Linked DNA regions of Homo sapiens: region 1 is linked to region 2. A link is an interaction called in ENCODE POLR2A ChIA-PET data of the cell type or tissue named here. Cell type or tissue: PC-3. All regions are shown on one strand. Each heading gives the region's core, and the rest is flanking DNA. Links, peaks and the distances in the headings are about the cores only. Region 1 has its middle 80 kb from the start of ZNF281. Region 2 overlaps LINC00862 (long intergenic non-protein coding RNA 862).

What was found. ChIA-PET counts read pairs that join two places held together with the same protein. Peaks named below come from ENCODE experiments on the same cell type or tissue, not always from the same donor. Only the 100,000 strongest peaks of a DNase experiment are listed, where the experiment ranks them.
Region 1: POLR2A ChIA-PET joins it to region 2 with 7 read pairs; 10 of 35 experiments call an interaction of 5 or more read pairs at or near these places.

What each region holds. Positions count from the first base shown.
Region 1 is chr1:200,484,643-200,494,768 of GRCh38, forward strand. No RefSeq gene overlaps it. Among named protein-coding and RNA genes, the nearest start is that of ZNF281, 80 kb to the left of the region's middle. In PC-3, for the core only: a CTCF peak has its summit at 5,962; no DNase peak of the experiment used is centred there.
Region 2 is chr1:200,358,712-200,368,837 of GRCh38, forward strand. It overlaps LINC00862 (long intergenic non-protein coding RNA 862), which reads right to left. Exons shown (of 5, transcript NR_040064.1): 4 at 9,954-10,126. Among named protein-coding and RNA genes, the nearest start is that of LINC00862, 10 kb to the right of the region's middle. RefSeq lists enhancers at 5,450-5,744, 5,470-5,764. In PC-3, for the core only: no CTCF peak of the experiment used is centred there; DNase peaks (open chromatin) are centred at 5,560 and 6,230; H3K27ac peaks cover 1,382 bases.

The DNA of each region.
Region 1 (10,126 bases), core at 5,089-7,588, 130 kb after region 2:
AGAGACAGGGTTTCACCGTATTGGCCAAGCTGGTCTCAAAGTCCTAACCTCAAGTGATCCATCCACCTCTGCCTCCCAGGGCACCCAGCCTCTTTTTTTTGTTTGTTTGTTTTTTTAGAAACGTGGTCTGTCTATGTTGCCCAGGGTAGGTCTCCAAGTCCTGGGCTGAAGCAATCTGCCCACCTCCACCTCCCAAAGTGCTGGAATTAGGGAGGGAGTTTGAGGTTGCAGTGAGCTATGATTACATACTGCACTCCAACCTGGGTGACAAAGCAAGGCTCTGTCTCAAACAAAAATAAAGAAAAGAAAAGGTGAAACATGGAGGTATCATATGGTCCAGCAACTCTACTCCTTGATATATACCCAAGCTAAATAAAAACATATATCCACACAGAAATGTATACACCAATGTGCATAGCAGCATTATTCATAATATTCAAAAAGTGAAAACAATTCAAATGCTCATCAACTGATAACTGGATAAACAAAATGTGGTATATCCACACACTGGAATATTATTCATTGATAAAAAGCAACGAAGTACTGATACATGCTACAACTTGGATGAAACTTATAAAAATTATGCTAAGTGGGCCAGGCACAGTGGCTCACGCCTGTAATCCCAGCACTTTGGGAGGCCAAAGCAGGTAGATCACCAGGTCAGGAATTCAAGACCAGACTGGCCAACATAGTGAAACCCTGTCTCTATTAAAAATACAAAAAATTAGCTGAATGTGGTGGTGGGAACCTGTAATCCCAGCTACTCGGGAGGCTGAGGCAGGAGAATCACTCGAACCCAGGAGTGGGAGGTTGCAGTGAGCTGAGATCGCACCACTGCACTCCAGCCCGGGCAACAGTGTGAGACTCCATCTAAAAAACAAAAAAAAATTATGCTAAGTGAAAGAAGTCAGTCATAAAAGTTGACATATTGCTGAGCGTATGGTGTGCACCTGCAGTCCCAGCAACTTGGGAGGTGGAGGTGAGAGGTTCACTTGAGCCCTGGAGTTCCAGGTTGCAGTGCACTATGATTGTACCACTGCACTCCAGTCGGGGTGGCCAAGAAAGACCTTGCCTCAAAAAAAAAAAAAAAAAAGAAGTTGACAAATTCTATAATTCTACTTCTATAAAATGTCCAGAATAGGTAAATCTATAGAGACAGAAAGGAAATTAGTGATGGCCAGAGGCTGAGGGTAGAGAAGAATGGGGAGTGATTACTAATGGGTACAGTTCATTTGGGGTGATAAAAATGTTCTAAAATTGATTGGAGTGATGGTTGTACAACTAAAATACACCAAATACCATCAAACTGTACATTTTTAAGTGGACAGATTATATGGTAAGTGCGTTATATCTTACTAAAGCTGTTAAAAATAAAATATGTATTTCAACAGCAGAAAACTGTGAATGCTGAAATGATCGTATTTTTAAAAAATCATCCAGTCTCTAAAAGAGTGTGTTGACTGGACGATTATAGTCATAGCAGTAGGCATTATAACACAAAGAGATATGATCAATCACCTCTAGAAATATTTTCCTTAATTATAGAAAGTACAACAACCTTCGCATGCATTGTTTGAGCATTTTATAAATTCTTTTTCATCTTCGCACTTTAATAATGACTCTTCCTTTTCAATAACAAAGAGTTTTCTTTACTTGTCTCACTAATTTTCACAGCCTCCACTTCCAGGCACTCATGGAACCTTAACCCTTCTTACAAAGGAGATCAAGGGGTTCAGTGTTTTAAAGACCCTGCTCTGAGGCACAGGGCCAACTCCAGTCCCAAGTGACATCCTTACCCCAAATCTACCCACGTCCATTCACTTAGCCCCACACTAGGGCTACAAGGGATTCTGTGGGTCCCCCACTCAGTTCCACATTAAACTCCCAGCTTTGCAGGATTTCTCCCTTTAAATGTCTCCCCACTAACTTCCCCCTACGCTCCGTGCCTCTTCCAGGCCAGCTCCCCAGAGTTTTCCCAAATTGTTCCAGAAGCTCCATGATCCACTTCAGTCACCTCTCCTCAGAATACTCCTGGAGCTGAGAGTTTTGGAATCGCCCTCAGTTTCTTCACAGATTTCTCCTTTGCTGGACCCTCCACCGGCCCTCCCCACAGCCCATCTGAGAGGTTTTGAGCAACCTGTTCCTCTTCTAAGCACCTCACATAGATGACCTCAGTGACACTTCCCCACAGCCCTTTGAGGCACTTTATCTCATCATCATCTCTGTTTTATGAAGTGAAAACTGAGGGCACCTGGAGATGAAGTCATTTCCCAAGGTCACACATCTAGGAAAGATGGAGTCAGGACTTAGCCCTGATCGGTTTGGCTCAGAGCACACATTTTAACCCCACACCTCCTGTCATGAAATGCCCTGTGTGTTGAGAGTCTACTGGGTACCGGGTACTGTTCCAAGTTCTTTACATGTATTTACTCACAACACTCCTCTCAGATGCTTCCATCAGAAAATAGCAAAGTTTAAACGATGGACATCCTCATAAAGCCAAGCCGATTGTGCTTGGTCAGGAAGACCTGGAAATACTCACTTATTCAAAAAATATTTAATAGGCACTATGTTCCAGGCATTGCTCTAGGAAATGGGAAAACATCAATCAGTAAGATGAACAAAAATCTTTGCCTTCATAGAACTTACCTCCGTATGAGGTGAGACAGACAATAAATATAGAAAATAAGTGGCCGGGCATGGCGGCTCACCCCTGTAATCCCAGCACTTTGGGAGGCCGAGGCAGGCGGATCACGAGGTCAGGAGATCGAGACCATCCTGGCTAACACAGTGAAACCCCATTTCTACTAAAAATACAAAAAATCAGCCGGGCCTGATGGTAGGCACCTGTAGTCCCAGCTACTCAGGAGCCTGAGGCAGGAGAATGGCATGAACCTGGGAGGTGGAGCTTGCAGTGAGCCGAGGTCACGCCACGGCACTCCAGCCTGGGCGACAGAGCGACACTCCCTCTCAAAAAAAAAAAAAAAAAAAGGAAAAAAAGAGAAAATAAGTAGCCCGGGCAACACGGCAAAACCCCATCTCTACTAAAAATAGGAAAAATTAGCCAGGTGTGGTGGCATGAGCCTATAGCCCCAGCTACTCAGAAGGCTGAGGTGGGAGGATCACTTGAGCTCAAGAGGCACAGGCTGCAATAAGCCGTGATTGTGCCACTGCACTCCAGCCTGGGTGACTATACCTTGTCTCAAGAAGAGACAGAGAGAGAGAGAGACGGGGGGGGGGGGGGGGGGGGGGGGGGGAGGGAGAGAGAGAGAGAGAGGGAGAGAGAGAGAGAGAGAGAACAAAAAACAAAACAAAACAAAAAACAAGTTATACAGCATGTTAGATACAAGGTCTTAAGTGCTGCCTAAAATGGGGTAGTAGGGCCAGGCGCGGTGGCTCAGGCCTGTAATCCCAGCACTTTGGGAGGCTGAGGCGGGCGGATCACCTAAGGTCGGGAGTTCGAGACCAGGTTGACCAACATGCAGAAACCCCGTCTCTACTAAAAATACAAAATTAGCTGGGCATGGGGGCGCATGCCTGTAATCCTAGCTACTCGGGAAGCTGAGTTAGGATAATCGCTTGAACCTGGGAGGCGGAAGTTGCAGTGAGCCGAAATCGCACCGTTGCACTCCAGCCTGGGCAACAAGAGCAAAACTCTGTCTCTATAATAATAATAATAATAATAATAATAATAATAATAATAATAATAATAATAATAGGGGTAGCGGTAACTCATGCTAATGCATGTTGAGGCCGGGGCTGCAATTTTTGGAAGCACAGTCACAGTGGGTCTCATGGAAAAGGCAACATCTGACAAAGACTCAAAGGAGGGAGACTTGGGAGAATATCTTGGAAGAGAGCCCAGGTAGAGGGAACGGCCGGTGCAAAGGCCTGAAGTGGGAGTGCAGACGGCGTCTGTGGGGCTAGAGTGGCCTGAGGGATGGGGCGAGGAGTAGGAAAAAAGTGAGGGAGGGAAGAGGGCAAAGCAGGTTAACAGCGTCTCAACTTCACTCTAGGAGCCGGGAAGCCGCTGGAGGGTTTAGGTTGAAAAAGGCTAGTCCACAGAGATTCCTCTGGCTCCTATATGGAGGATAAGTTGCACAGCTGAAGTTAACAGAGCGTCTGAAGAACCTCATTTTAATCAGTAATTTCAGCCCTTAGAAGGGAAGGGAGTTGCTGAGGAGTTGTAAAGCTGCCTCCACCACCTTTATCTGTTTTTCTATACCTCAACACCCCCTGGTGGAGATAAATGGCCATGCGGAAGAAGCAGAAAAGGAATTTTCATAATGCCCGGACTGGAAAAGCCAGACTAGGACACTACAGTGCGACTAATTCCTAAGCTTTTCTTCTGTTTCCTCTCCTGAATTCTCTTTTGAGTATCTTACTCATTTGTTTAATCCCCCATGGTGCTGTACAGTTATTTCATAAATGCGGATGAGCGAATGAATTTGTTAATGAATGAAAGGTGGATGAATGAATGAAAGAATGAAATGTTGAATGAATGAATAAGTGCATGGGGGCATCCGTTACACTAAGGGAGAGAAGGGCATTGGTTTATAACAGTCATTGAAAGGTAGAATGAGTAGCACGTTTTAAAAAAAACTTTTAGGTTCAGGGGTACATGTGCAGGTTGTTATACTTTTTTCTTTCTTTCCTTTTCTTTTTTTTGTGGGGGGGTGGGTAGGGGAGACAAGGTCTCACTCCCATCACTCAGGCTGGAGTGCAGTGGCACAATCAAGGCTTACTGCAGCCTTGAACTCCTAGGCTCAAGCAATCCTCCCACCTCAGCCCCTGAAGTAGTTGGGACTACAGGCATGCACTATGATGCCTGCTTAAGTTTTTTGTATTTTAGTAGAGATGGGGTCTCACTATGTTACCCAGGCTGGTGTTGAACTCCTGGACTCAAGGGTCCTCTGCCTCAGCCTCCCAGCGTGCTGGAATTACAGATAGGAGCCATCAAGCCTGGCCTCAGTTTTGTTATGTAGGTAAATTACATGTCATGGTGGTTTGGTGTACAGACTATTTCATCACCCAGGTAATAAGCATAGTACCTGATGGGTAGTTTTGCGATCCTCACCCTCCTCTCACGCTCCACCCTTGCACTTCTTAACTAACCTACAAAAGTTCAGGATACTTTCTTGAAATGTTCCCTCGTTGGTGGCAGACTCCTGACCCAGGTAAGCTCTGATCAAATCAAGAAAGTGATAACACCATGGTTGATGTACAATATATAGTAATGCAAAAAAGTAAATATGTTTTCAAATTTATACTTCTACTGAGGAATGGCGTTAAAATTCATGTGAATGTATACTTTTATTGCAGAAATTTAGGGAGGAGTGTTCTTTATTTTAAAATATCTGTTTAAATATTAGTACATAGATTAGCCATTTATTAAACATACTCTGTTGATATCATTATCTGGAGCTGTTGTATACTTTATTTATATTTAAAGTTACCACATGCAAACTAGGGGGAAATTATATATTCAGAAAATTACCAAAATATGTTTCTAATACAGCATATATACCTACCTACATATATACTCATCTTCAAGCACATGTGTGACTATAAGAAATTGAAATGCATTTTTCTTGCAAATTACTGGTATGTTCAAAGTTCAAAGTTGATTGACACATGCTTTCACTTAATGAAGGTAATTACAAAGAATAACAATTCCAAACAGATCTGTTCAGTGTAACAATCTTGTCCTGCCATGTTCAGTGTAACAATCATGTCCTGCCATCTCATGATTACATTGAGAGCTGTCAGATATGCAGTTTTACCACCAATCATGTGTAAGCACATTTGTAAGACAAGAAACAGATTAATAAGCATCAACACTTTCCTCTAAACACTTGTTTAAAAGAATAAAAGCTGCTGGCACTGAAGGAAATGATACAACGGTGGAAGCTTTTTCTATCTAGCCTCCAAAAAATAACCCTGCAAGATTCACAGGAAGGACAAAAGTGCATGCTGGAGCCCTTGCAACAGCTCCTCTCTTGGAGGAAGGTAAAATCACACAGAGCTGCCTTTGCTGGTCTTACTTTGTCTAATAGATTGGGCATATATAACTCCTTTTACTGATAATCTCTGCTGAACGCTTTGGGGTAATAGACCAAAGTAATAGACCAAAGAGAAGGTTGGCTTCTCCTCCAGACAGTTAGCACTTGTTGAGTAACTAGTATTTGGTAAAGACTAGTCTAGCTAAAAATCAAGTGGTATTGGGGTGATTGATCATATATTTAGAGACAGATGGTTACCTAGACCTCATTTAGGAAACCCAAATACATATGGAAAATGTCTGTGATTACAATTACATTGCAAGGTAGGTTTAGTCCTAACTTCAAACACCGGGATTATAAAAGAAGTTTCCACTATATTTAGTTTTATCCGGCTAAGTATGTTGGGTAAATGAACATTGTACCTAAAATACCGAAGAGTGGATTTCCACTTTACTTTTTACTAACATGTATAATAGCAGGTAAAATGAAAATGGATGGGCAAAGAACATTGAAACAATCAAACTGTATATAACATTAGCTTTGTTACTATATCATAATTGTGGGGCCTTTTATTGCAAAGCTGGTAGGATTTAGGGTCATGTTTTTTTATAGCAAGGGGGCATAGAATTATAGCCAGTCAGTTATATGATCCCAGCCTAGTCATTAATGTAATGTGACTGTGTTTGCTTTTGTGTGACACGAGGCATTATGAAACACTGCTGACATATCAGATAATGGCAAAAAAAATAAATAGTAGAACTTTAAGACAAAAGCTCTTCGGTCAAGCTGCATTCAGGAATATGCATTTTACATTTAAAAATAAAGGGAAACATGTTTATTCCATGTTTGGAAATAGAGAAAAATGTATATTTAAAAATTAACTTTCTCCCATGGAAAATACATTTCTGTAATCTTGTTTTCAGAAGAGACTAGGCTTATGGGTCTCCCAACACCACTCAGAAAAATTACCTGCAGTGCTGTGTAGAACAGTGAATGAAGAAAGAGTAAGCTAGCCAACTTGCAAAGCCAAGTGCATCTTTAGTAGGGGAATGTTGGACATTATTTGGAGTGGTATGGTTGTTTGAGATATCTTTAGTCATGTCCCATTTTAGTAGTGTGAAATTCACCAAACAAGAGTTTCTTCAAAAATGTTTTAATGTATTAGTTGTGCTCATATCTCCGACACTGCTATAAAAGGGATCATAAGCTTTAAACTTAAGTGCTTATTGCATTATTCTCATTATTTACTTGGATACTACTTATTAAATCATATTTCAATGCAATGAAAACAAATAATGTAAAATAATCTCATTCCTTTTCTGACTTTAAAGCTACTACTCACCTTCTCAGAATGAACAAAGTCTACATTTGAGGATACAGCCTTTGAAACAATGCCAACCACCGCAGTCACCCAGGCCTGAAAAGCCAGGTTTTGTATTTCAGAATCATAGACTTACAGAGCACAAGAGCTGGAAGAGACTTTGTAGATTATGAAGTGTTGTCCTCTGTTTTTTAAAAAAGAAAAATGGGCTGCACGTGGTGGCTCACACCTGTAATCCCAGCACTTTGGGAGGCTGAGGCAGAAGGATCACTTGAGCCCAGGAGTTTGAGACCAGCCTGAGCAACATGGTGAGACCCCATCTCTACAAAAATAAAAGTACAAAATTATCCGGGCATGGTGATGTACACCTGTAGTCCCAGCTACTTGTGAGGCTGAGGCAGGGGGATCGCTTGAGCCTGAAAGGTTGAGGCTGCGATGAGCCTTGATTGTACCACTGCACTCCAGCCTGGGCAACAGAGTGAGACACTGTCTCAAAAAAAAAAAGTATTAATATGATGCCGTGTTATAGGGAGAAAACAGCATGAGGACTCAAAAGATCTGGGTCTTATTTCTAGCCTCAGTTTCTTCATGTGTAATATGGGAATAGCAACACCTGTTCAGCTAACATGATAAACACCTCATGTATTGCTGATATCTTTAGTGACCTTGAAACCTCACCCACGCATTGCACCTTGAGGTGAATTTGGAGGTCTGCTTATGTGGCTTACCTTTGGCTTCTCCCTCAGCCAGGCTAAAACCTTATTGAAGAGAGAATGGGGTGAGCCTTCTGAGACTGCTGAGCAAGCGTGTGTTGAAGGTGATCTGAGTGTCTGTTGCTATGTGATGGGCCACCTTAGTATAGGCGGGGATGAGAATGCATTGCTGCAATGGACGCGTTAACTCGGAAACCAAGTCTCACTTGACCATTCTATACGTGGGAGCCTCCAAAAGCACATGTGAGGCTCACCTGTCAGTCACCTCTGTAAAATATTTATTTTATTTTATTTTATTTTTATTTTTATTTTATTTTATTTTATTTGTTTTGAGACAGTCTCTCTATGTCACCCAGGCTGGAGTGCAGTGCCGCGATCTTGGCTCACGGCAACCTCCACCTCCCGGGTTCAAGCAATTCTTGTGTCTCAGCCTCCCACATAGCTGGGATCACAGGCATGCACCACCACACCCTGCTAATTTTTGTATTTTTAATAGAGACAGGATTTCACCATCTTGGCCAGGCCATGTAAAACATTTTAGAAAAAGAAATGTAAGGAAACAAAATATTTCTTTATAATGTTATACATTGTTTCTTTTAGAAAAAGAAACAATGTATAACATTCCACTACTAAGGATGCACTTGGCTTTGCAACTTGGCTAGCCTGCTCCCTCTCTCTCCAAAGTTAGCATGCATTTGTTCCCCCTCACTCCTGGGGAAGGCAGGAATGGGGAATTGCTAAGGTAATGTCCTAAACCGCAACAAATACGTGCATCTGACCAGATTCTCAGAGCCAGCTGCTTCTATGGCATCTTGGCGTCTGAGCAAATAATTTACAGAAATTCCACAGGAAAGGAGGTGCTTTAAAGCCTGCAAGAGAGAATAGGCACAGCTGTGACAGCTGGGAGCAGGAGCTGCCACTGATCTGTTTCCCTGCTTATCACAACACCATTAATCAATCCCAATCCCAGCAGGGCCCAACAAACCTTACTCCACTTCTCAGAGCCTGACGGTTCAACTGGAATCTCCTTGAAACCATGTCCTGAGAAGGACATCTCATTGATGCATTACACAATTTGCTTCATTAAAAATATTTAAACTGTGGGTGGGGAAATTTAAGGAAAGAAGAATACAACGTTAGCAGACCTTCCCTAAATTTCCATTACACATAATTTCTCTACTGTTTTATAAGGCATTTAAATGAGGTATTTGTTTGCACTTGAAACCTACTGTTGCTCAGTGAGGCCTGTTATGTGCTGCTCCTTATTTCTGGCAAGCTGAACTTGACCACAGAGGTCACCAGAAATATATTAAATAATCTGTAGCTAATGAAGCTCATCGTCTACAACATCAGATCACACTTACCTTATGCAGCTGGGGAGGAGAATGTACTGTCTCTGCTGCCATTGCAGACATAACAGCTTCTAATTGTACAGAGATTTGCTAAACAATAACTCAAGAAGCAACAGTGGTAATAGCCACCATTAATTAAGTGTGTACTGTGTGCCAGACACTTTAAAAAATTAGCTCACTTGACCCATATAATCACCCTGTGAAGTATTATTATTACTGTTTCTATGTATAGGTAACATTTTGTAGTGTATTTTTATTTCTGTCTCAAAAATTTTTTTGGATACAGGGTCTTGCTCTGTCGCCCAAGCTGGAATGCAGTGGCATTATTATGGCTCATTGCAGCCTCAACATCCCAGGCTCAAACAATCCTCCCAAGTAGCTGAGACTACAGGCACATGCCATCATGCCCAACTAATTTTTTGATTTTTTGTAGAAACGGGGTCTCTCTGTCTTGCTCAGGCTGGTATCAAACTCCTGGCCTCAAGTGATCCTCTTGCCTGAGCCTCCCAAAGTGCTGGGATTACAGGCGTGAGCCACCTTGCCCAGCTTGTAGTGTACTTTAAAATATAAGTCCAAGTTCCTGAAATTTCCCAATTTGACTAAAGTCTTGGGCTCAAGACTGCAAATGCAACAGCCATTGGAGGAGTAGGGGCATAAATAATTTTATAATTTTATCTGAAATTTATGTATGAATCAGTTCATCAGACTCTTTACCTAATAGGAAAATAGAAAAGGGAG
Region 2 (10,126 bases), core at 5,023-7,522:
CTCATTCCTTTTACTGTCCAATAATATTCAATTGTATGGATATGCCACATTTTGTTTATCCATTCATCAGCTGGTGGACATTTGAATTGTTTCCACTTTTTGGTTATTATGAATAAGGCTGCTACAAACATTTGGATGCAAGTTTTTGTTTTACCCACCAATTATAAATGAAATTTGTTTTTATGCTTCAAAAGCTTTTATTGGCCAGGGACAGTGGCCCATGCCTGTAATCTCAGCACTTTGGGAAACTGAGGCCAGCGGATGACCTGAGGTCAGGAGTTCAAGACCAGCCTGGCCAACATGGGAAAACCCCATCTCTACTAAAAATACAAAAATTAGCTGGGCATGGTGGCGAGCATCTGTAATCCCAGCTACTCGGGAAGCTGAGGCACAAGAATCGCTTGAACCTGGAAGTTGGAGGTTGCAGTGAGCTGAGATCACGCTGCTGTACTCCAGCCTGGATGACAGAGTGAGACTCTGTCTCAAAAAAAAACCAAACAAACAAACAAACAAAAACCTTTTATTAATAACCCATTCATAGATCTCATCCACAAAACTATGGACATAAATTAAGATTTAAAATAGAAAAAAAAAATTGTGACCATAATCCTCTAGGTAGACAAAGAAAAATTCCTCTGGATTAAGTAGTAGTAAATTCCAGTTATTCATAGTACACAATTAATCAAAACATCATAAGTATATTATAAACTTTGACAATCATTCAATATAAAGTTTTATTGGAAATACATTCTTTAATGAGATTAATGCGATGAACTGGGTTTATTTTCCTATTATTAGTTAATGGGTTTGTGGATGACTTATTATTATAATGAAACCATTGGTATAATTATATCACTACTGTTCTTTTTATAGATACAATAACTGAGAAATTATTTTTAAATAAATAAAAGAATGGAAGTATTTTAGCTACAGCAATGTCACTCAAATCTTTGAAATCCTTGAAAGTCATAGCCCCAAATCACGTTGTAATCTATCCTTATGTTCAGCCAGGCACAGTGGTGTGCAACTGTAATCCCACACCCTTTGAGGCTGAGGTGGGAGGACCACTTGAAGTTCCAGGCTGTAGTGTACTATGATCACACCTGTGAACAGCCACTGCACTCCAGCCTGGGCAACATGGTAAGACCCTATCTCTAAAGAGTGTGTGTGTCTGTGTGTGTGTGTGTGTGTGTGTGTGTGTGTGTGTTTAGGTCTCCCTTCAAGTATGTTGAAAGCGAACAGCCAGACTCATCTGACTTGTAAAAGGAAGTGTCACTGGCCCTGAGTCATTCACATTCTCCTACATGCATTATATTTGAAATTGGACCTAGGTTTGGGTCCCGGAGGTTTTTTTTTACCTTCCCAAACACACCATAGGAAGATGATGGAAGTGCAAGAGGTGTGCATTTTCCCTGTTCTCTAAGGGATCCATTTGAGAAAAGTGTGTATATATGGACAGTGAATATCTGAAAATTGCTTCCCTCCCTCAGAACCACTGATTCTATTTGCAGCCACGTGACTCTCAAATCTAGCTCATCTCTTACTAAGACCCTGACCCTGCAGCCTGAAGCACACTGCTTCATCAGCCCTCAGGCCCCTCAATAGGTCTCACATTGAGCTAATCTTCCCCAAATAGATCTCCCTTACTAGCAGGCACCCTCATGCACTCTGTTCACCACACTGCTGCCAGATCAACATCCTACACAAGCAAATCCTGTCAAGTTGCTCCTCCACTTGAACTCCTTCACTGGTGCCCAGAATCTACCTTAACCCTTTGCAGGTAAAGCACCTCATCTGAGAAACAGTGAAGTCAGGTCCTCTATGGGGAAATGACACATGCTCTCAGGCTGACCCTCTGAGACCTGGTTAAGAAGTGCCAGACCTCAAGGAGACAGGACAGGTTAGTGGTTAAAAGGATGGACTCTGGAATGGAACTACCTGGGTTAAAGGCAGTTTACTCACTGATAACTTTGACCCCCTGAGCCCATTTCTTCATCTGCAGAGGATAATACTACTATCTTTCTTAAAGGGTAGGTGTAAAGATTAAGTGAGATAATGTATGTAATTTGCTTAGCACAGTGCTTGACACATGCTAGAATAATAAGTTAGAATAATACGTCAATGAGTCTTAGCTGCCATCAACTTCCTCATAATTATCAAGAAATTAACTCCCAAAGTCTTCCATTGAAGGTCCAAGTCCCTTACATGTCAAAGAAGCCCATCTTGCAGCCTCTACTCTACTCTTCCCCATACCACACCACTTACTATCTTCCCCGTCCCTCTCCCAGATCAGGCTTTTGTACCTCTGAGTCTGGGTACCCACCCTTCCCCTCACCTAGAATTCTTTCCCTACTCTCTGCCTGGTGAATGCCATCTTCAAGACAGCCTCATTTGTTGCTCCATTTCAAGTCCCCTCTGGGGCTCCCTCCTCTTTTTCTAGAACTCTCAGTTATTGTAGCACCTCAAAGCTCAGTCTGCTGATCCCTTCTCTTCTCTGTCAGTACTCCCTTTATGATCTCTTTGTCTCTGGGCTTTAAATATTTATATACTGGTAATTTCTAAAAGCGTATCACCAGACCAGACCCCTTTCTCTCCTCCATTTGATCTCCACTTGGATATCAAGTGGACATCTCACACTCAACATGGGCAAAAATGAACCCTTGGTGTTCCCCCCAAATCTGTTTCCTCTGCATATCCTTGCCACCCCAGGTATTGGCAATGCCATCCTTCCAGTTGCTCATGCCATAAGCCCTGGAATAAATCCTCACGTTCTCTTTTCCACTCACATTCCATATCCAACCCAGGGATAAATCCTGTTGGTTTTACCTTCAACATAGATCCAGAATCTGCCCACTTCTCACCCTCATACTGTTATGAACCCTGGTCAGACCCATCATCATCTCTTGTCTGGATTACTCAATGGCTCCTAACTGGTCTTTCTGCTTCAAACCCAGTCTATTCTGAATATAGCAATCAGAGCAATCGTTTTAGATTTTTGTTGTTGCTGTTGTTTTTGAGACAGGGTCTTGCTCTGTTGCCCAGGCTGGAGTACAGTGGCATGATCATGACTCAGTGCACCCTCAACTTCCCAGGCTCAAGTGATCCTCCCACCTCAGCCTCCTGAGTAGCTGGGACTACAGGTACGCAACCAGCATACCCAGCTTTATTTCTTTTTTAGTGGAGATGAGGTCAGGCTATGTTGTCCAGGCTGGTCTCAAACTCCTGGCCTCAAGTGATCCTCCTGCCTCGGCCTCCCAGAGTGCTGGGATTACAGGCATGAGCCATTGCACCTGGCTTAGAGCCATCTTTTTAAACTCTCAGTCACATGTCCTCCTCTGCTCAGAACTTTGCAATGGCTCCATGTTCCTCTCATAGTTAAAACTCAGAGTCCTTAAAATGATGCTGGCCAGTCTGACTCTCTTACTCCCCGACCTCACTTTCAACTACTTTACCCCTCACTCACTCTGTTTCAGCCACACTTACTTCCTTGCTGTTCCTACATCTTGCCAGAAGGCAATTTCCTGTTTCTCCTTAGTTGTTTCCTCTGCTTGGAAATCTCTTCTATTGAGATTCCCACATGGCTAACTCACTCAGCAACTTCAAATCTTTGTTCAAATGTCACCTTCTCAATGAAAACTGCCCTGACCTGAGCTAGATCTCAGACACAGGCACCTGACCCCACTCATCTACGTGTTCTCCCAGGAGGCTCGGCCTCTGAACTAGTTCTTCCTGGGCCTCTGAAAAAACCCTCCTTGCTGAGTGCCTTCTCTGACCCCATATTAGGCCCTGAGAAAAGGAACCATTCTAATGTTGTAGGGCTCAAATCAATTGTTCCAGATCCCAAGGCTTGTAAACAATTGAGACTGAAACCATGCCTGCTAGAAGCCTGTGCTGTCCCACTGTGCTGCTTGCTGGAGAGCTTCCATGCCCTTGTCCTGCCCAACACAGGCCATTGTTCTACCCGTAGTAACGAGCCCAATTCCATGTCTAATCAGGGAGTAGAATGATGAAAAGCAGTTAGTTTAGAATTTTGGGTTGTTGGGTTTTGTGGGTTTTCTTTCTTTCTTTTTTTTTAATTATCAAGTCATTATATTATGTCCATCAGTCAAAATTGAAAAAAAACACAAAGGATTTTTAATACACTTCATGTTTTCATCTGTGGATGTTAATTACAGAATAGCTGACAGCAGAAGAGTATTTTAGGTTAGAATCTTTCTCTGAGTCTCACTGGGCTCCCGGGTGATTATTTGCAGCCCTTCTGTCCCTTCTTCCAGGCCTTCCCTTTATCCCACCCCACCCCATCTCACCTCTGCGCCCTCTTAATTGTTCACGGAGAGAAAGCAAGAACACCAACCAACTGATGACATTCTTTCTGTACTTAGTGTTACTTGCCAGTGAGTAGTCATTTTTGTGAGCTGGGAGACATTCTCCACCATGGCTAATTACCAGGGAGTTCGAGTCATTCTGCCTGGGTTCAAATACCCCCTCTGCCACTAATGCTGTGGGAATGATTTGGCCTCTTTAAGGTATTGAAAATTAGCGTTCCTTCTGTATAGGGGGCTGTATAGTGAGCGAATTCAATTAAAGACCAGAGCCAGCCTCTGGCATAGAGGAAGTGAGCACTCAGAGTACAGTAGCTGTTGCTATTGATATTTCACAGGCTCTGATGCAGAGAAGCTTGTCCCCAGTGCTCCATCCACGAAGGGAGCAAGTTGCTCCCCATTCATGACTCAAAACACCCTGGAGGAAGATTATGTTTACTGGTTCTATAGTAAACTTCCACCTTGTGAAATGACTTCGGATGTTTGTTAATACTGGTAAGCTTTCCGACTTCCCTGTGAGTGGAGTGTTGGCATTCTCTTTAGCCCCAAATACTTACTTTAAAGAAAACCACTCTTATGTTACAAAAATACAATAGCAATTCTAAATAGAAGTTATTCCTACTTCAATCTTTATCTATAACCCTCATTTCCAGTGAGTTCTATAAACTTTCTTTCTGATTCTAAGGAAACTGTAGCTTCCTGCCACTTCCTCTATTAATACAGTTGTAGTAACATCTCCTCACTGTCTATTCAACTACATGATCAAAATAGGAAAACGGACTCCCTAAAAGTTGAACTTAAATTAGACATTAACTCTCAATATCTGGTTCATGATTGTATTTTTTTGTTATTAATTCTTTAAAATTAATTCAAGAATCTTAATTATGCAAAGCTTCAGTATAATAGCAAAGACTATTTTCTCCTTTTATTAAACATTGCAAGGCAACTGCTTTACCATTTATATTCATTTTCACTTTCTAGGAACACAAATAAATATTTAGAGAATTTCACACACAAAAAAGTCATCAATCAGAAAGAGGACTTAGCAGACTATTAGAAAAAAAAAAAAGGTTGTTTTAAGTATATGTAAGTTACTATGTATCTATGTACACAGTAACTTTCTCCTTTCCAGTCTTCCTATTTGTATTCAAATATTCAAATAACATACCAGCTAGCTGCTAATGGTGTGATTTTCTGCAGTACTTTTCCTGGATGCAAAATGTTTGACCCTGCAAAGACAAGGTGACTCAGCACATTCAAATTACAGAGCTCAGGTTTAGAGGATACACACATTGCAAGAACTGCTGAGAAGATATTAGGAGAGAATTTTTGTTAAGGTTTGAAAGGTCAAAGAATTTAAATGTATGCCCCTCTAGCCCTACCCCCACCCTGCCCCAAAAAAGGAAAAGTACGGACTGGAGAAATGAGAAATAAGATTGTGGTAAAAAACAATTCCATCTGATTGCTAAAAAGATTGTTGTACTTAACTATATTAGCATTTAAATGGCCCTGGTAGGACATGGAGGAAATACCTACACGCTAATGCAAAAAAGGTAGGGAAGCTGTCAGGTTTGCACCTTTTTTGTCTCATTGTTTAAGTGGAGCCAGTTTTTTTCCCAGGCTGGATAAACAGACTGCAGTGAAGGTGAAACAGACATTGAGAAAGCTAATATTGCTTACAAAAAAGCAAATAAAAATTTTTAATTACAAACACTGTAAAGCTGAGAAATTGAGAATGTTAATTACTATATGCTTTTCTACTGGTGTGTTTGGGAACTAGTGATTCCCAAACCTTGCAGACTATCAAAACCACAAGGGGAGGTTTTCATAAATGTAGATTTACAGTTCCCTTCCTGTCCCCATTCTGATTCAGTGGGTTTGGGGTAGAGCCCAGGAGTCTGTAAAACACTCATCCAAGTGATTCCGACACACAGGCTAGGCTGGGATCAGACACAGCTGATGAAATGCAAAGGTGAGGCAAAACAAACCGGGAGTCACATCTCTCCCAGCCCAACTGTAAAATGCATAGGTAAAATGTCAAAGAGTACTTTAACATTTAGGAGGATGTCTCTTCATATGTTAAAGCTAACAAATGAGGCCAGGCGCAGTGGCTCAAGCCTGTAATCCCAGCACTTTGGGAGGTCGAGGTGGGTGGATCACTTGAGGTCAGGAGTTCAAGACCAGCCTGAACAACACGGTGAACCCCAGTCTCTACTAAAAATACAAAAATTAGCCGGGCATGATGGCGGGTGCCTGTAATCCCAGCTACTCAAGAAGGCTGAGGAGGGAGAATCGCTTAAACCCGGGAGGCAGAGGCTGTAATGAGCTGAGATGGCGCCACTTCACTCCAGCCTGGGTAAAAGAGCAAGACTCTGTATCAAAAAAAAAAAAAAAAAAAGCTGACAAATATTAGTCATATTTTTAATTGTCTTACCTTTTAAAATTCCCAACAATATCCTAACTTTTAAAAGTTATTCTAGAACATGACCTTGCCTTCTAGTTCCTGTTTATAGTGATGAGCTACACATATCTTTGTGCCTGAAACAAAGACTTCTTTGCCAGACTCTGTGCCTGCTAATTTCCTTCAATTCATTCACAGAGTCTTCACTGCAACTCCCGTAAGTAGCTACTATTATCCCCATTTTACAGATGAAGAAGTGTGTCTATGAGAATTGTTCTAGTGATAAACCTGAGACTTAAACAGAGTCCTAATACTCATGCTGGATTGTCCATTGTTATAAAGAGCTGGGTTTGTTGGTTGGTTATTTGGAGAAATTTACACATGACATTTGGTTATGTTCAAAAGAATCTCAGGCCTGGCATAGTCTTCATACATTCAGCAAACAACAGTTAGGCATCGTGTCAGGTGTGGGCAAATACAAGGACCACCCACAGCTCTCTACCCTGGAAGTACCTTCCCCACCCCTCTACAGGGTAGCAGACAGACAAAGAGGAATCATCTCCAAGAGATACAAGGGCCACCCACAGCTCTCTACCCTGGAAGTACCTTCCCCACCCCTCTACAGGGTAGCAGACAGATAAAGAGGAATCATCTCCAAGAGTTTCTTCTGGACTTTGCTCTATTAACTGTCCCATTGCCTTCAGGGGCACATGCGTAACTGTCTGAACTGAAACATTTCCACTGCTGATTCAGAAATGTGTTCACCCTAATTATGGGCACAGAATGCTCTGAGGAACACAGGTGGGAGGGGCTGTCTCGGGCCCTCTGGATGCCTTCACAGAGAATATGGCTTATGAGCTGAAGGTTGAAGGATGAAAAATATGTCACAAAGCAAAGTGAAAGGGCCCAGGGCAGCATGTGCTGGGCCTGCCATGTCCAGCAGGGGACCCTGGGGCTGAAGTAAGGCCAGAGGTAGGAGCAACAGGGGGAATGGGGCAGGTGGGGAAGTGGGTTGTAGGCTGGGAAAAGACCCAGAAGGGGATTTTATGCTATGTGAGGAGTTTAGAATTCAAAAGATGCAAAAGGGAACAAACAATGGGGGGTTTTTTGTGTTTGTTTTTGTTATTTGGGTTTTGTTTGTTTTTCTGTTTGTTTTTGGCTAAAGAAGGAACAAAGATATCTGTAACTGGTTGTGATCAATTAGTTGTAAACACTGTTGCACTTGACCAGCCCCAGCCGTGGTTTTTATGCAGAGGAGTCATAGGACCAGATTGGTATTTTAGTAATGCTCGTGCCAGGGTAGAGAATGGGTTGCACAGAAGGCACAGGGCTTGACAGATCAGATCAAAGGCTGTTGCAACAATCCAGGTTGGATCCAGTCCAAACTAATGGTGTGATCCTGCCATTAAAAAAAAGGAACTCACTGGAGAAGTTTCTGAGGTTCGGGGCATGAGCTTTGGAGTCAGGTGGGCTGAATGCTGGTTCTCAACCTCTTCTTAGCCATGTCTGTAACGTCATCAAAACCTCACCTTGCTTATTTCATATGAGATGAAATCTGCTGTCTGGGTCATTTTGCAAATGAAATTGGGGTTCATGCTCAACTGCACAAGGTTCTCACTCCATCAGTGGTGACAGTGATGATGATGATGATGATGATAATGACAGACAATACTTTGGTGACTGATTGGCTTTAGGCTGAGGGTAAGTGACAGAAGAGTACAGGATACCTCCAAGGTTTCTAATTGGGTGAGTGAAGGCACACATTGTCAACCGGGCTGGGGGCACAGAAAGAGGACCTGGTTTAGAAAAAAAAAAAAAAAAGTAGTGCATTTGGTTTTGAACATGTTGTGCTAAGGACACCTACCAGAATTTGTTTTATGAACAGTTAGTTGGAAATACAGATTGAAAGAGGAGTCAGGGCCGGGCTTGGTGGCTCACACCTGTAATCCCAGAACTTTGGGAGGCCGAGGTGGTCGAATCATGAGGTCAGGAGTTCAAGACCAGCCTGGCCAACATGGTGAAACCCCATCACTACTAAAAATACAAAAAATTAGCTGGGCATAGTGGCGGGCGCCTGTAATCCCAGCTACTTGGGAGGCTGCGGCAGGAGAATTGCCTGAACCTGGGAGGCAGAGGTTGCAGTGAGCCAAGATCGCGCCACTGTACTCCAGCCCAGGCGACAGAGTGAGACTCTGTCTCAAAAAAAAAAGTAAAGAAAGAGGAGTCAGGGCTAGAAGTACAAATTCTTGAGCCATTTGGGATCATGTCTGAAGCTGTGGGAATGAAGTTTCAGGGAACACTAATACATATGGCATATTGAGAAGAAACCAGAGTAGCAACGATTTTGTTCAAAATGAAAGCTCTGATTCAGGATTTTCAGAAACAGAGAGCCGTTAAACAAATGTACATTGAGAGCAAACTACATGCCAGGCACTGTCCTGGAGCTGGAAACTGGAACATACAAGCCAACCCATGGAAAGCTCACATTGTCACAGAGGAGACAACCCTGTAATAAACCTGGTACCCCAAAAGAGGGAAAACACCATGAGGGAAGTAGGCAGGGTGCAGGCAGAGGGTGAAGATGTTGAATGCCTGGGGGAGGCCCAGGCTAGCTACAGGGGCCAGGTAAGGCCTCCCTAGGAGAGGACATTTGAGCTGAGACCTGAGACTAGGAGAGCATTAACTGAGGACTTATTAAGTACAAGGCTCTGTTCTAAGCCTTTTAAGTACATTATCCTATTTAATCCTTACAACAACCCAATGAGGTAGGTGCTGTTATTATCCTCATACTAAAAATAAGGAAACTTAACCACAGAAATGTTAAGTAACTTCCCCCACACAGCTAGCAAGCTGGCACAGAAGACCCTGACTCAGACAGTCTAGCTTCAGACAGCCCGTGCTCTTCCCCGCTGCACAAACTGCCTCTCACTGTCTGTGATAAATGCTCCTATTAATAGAAAATGAGTTCAAGAAGGAAAATGCGATCAACAGTGATCACAGTGGTTCAGAGCACAAAGGCTTCATCTAGAAATAATTTTAAGTGCTTGGTCTTTGCTATGTTACTACTTAAAGTGTGGAAGCTTCATAGAGAATTGGTCAGTAGCCCCAGATTCAAGTGTCAGCTTCGCTATTCTCTAATTTCGTAACCTGCGGACAGACAAGTAATGACCTCTACGAACCTTCATTCTTTTCACCAGTAAGGTAGGTCTAATACACAACTCCAAACTTACCATGAAGATAAAGAGATTCAATCCACATACATGACAATCTCTAGCAGACAATGTTATCTTCAGGAGATGGCTGATGCTGGGGAAAGTTTCCCAGTACAGATAGCACACCATGACGTCTTCGTAAAAAGATGAAGCTCAGAGCAGGTGCAGCACTGAAAACAGGACACTTTAGG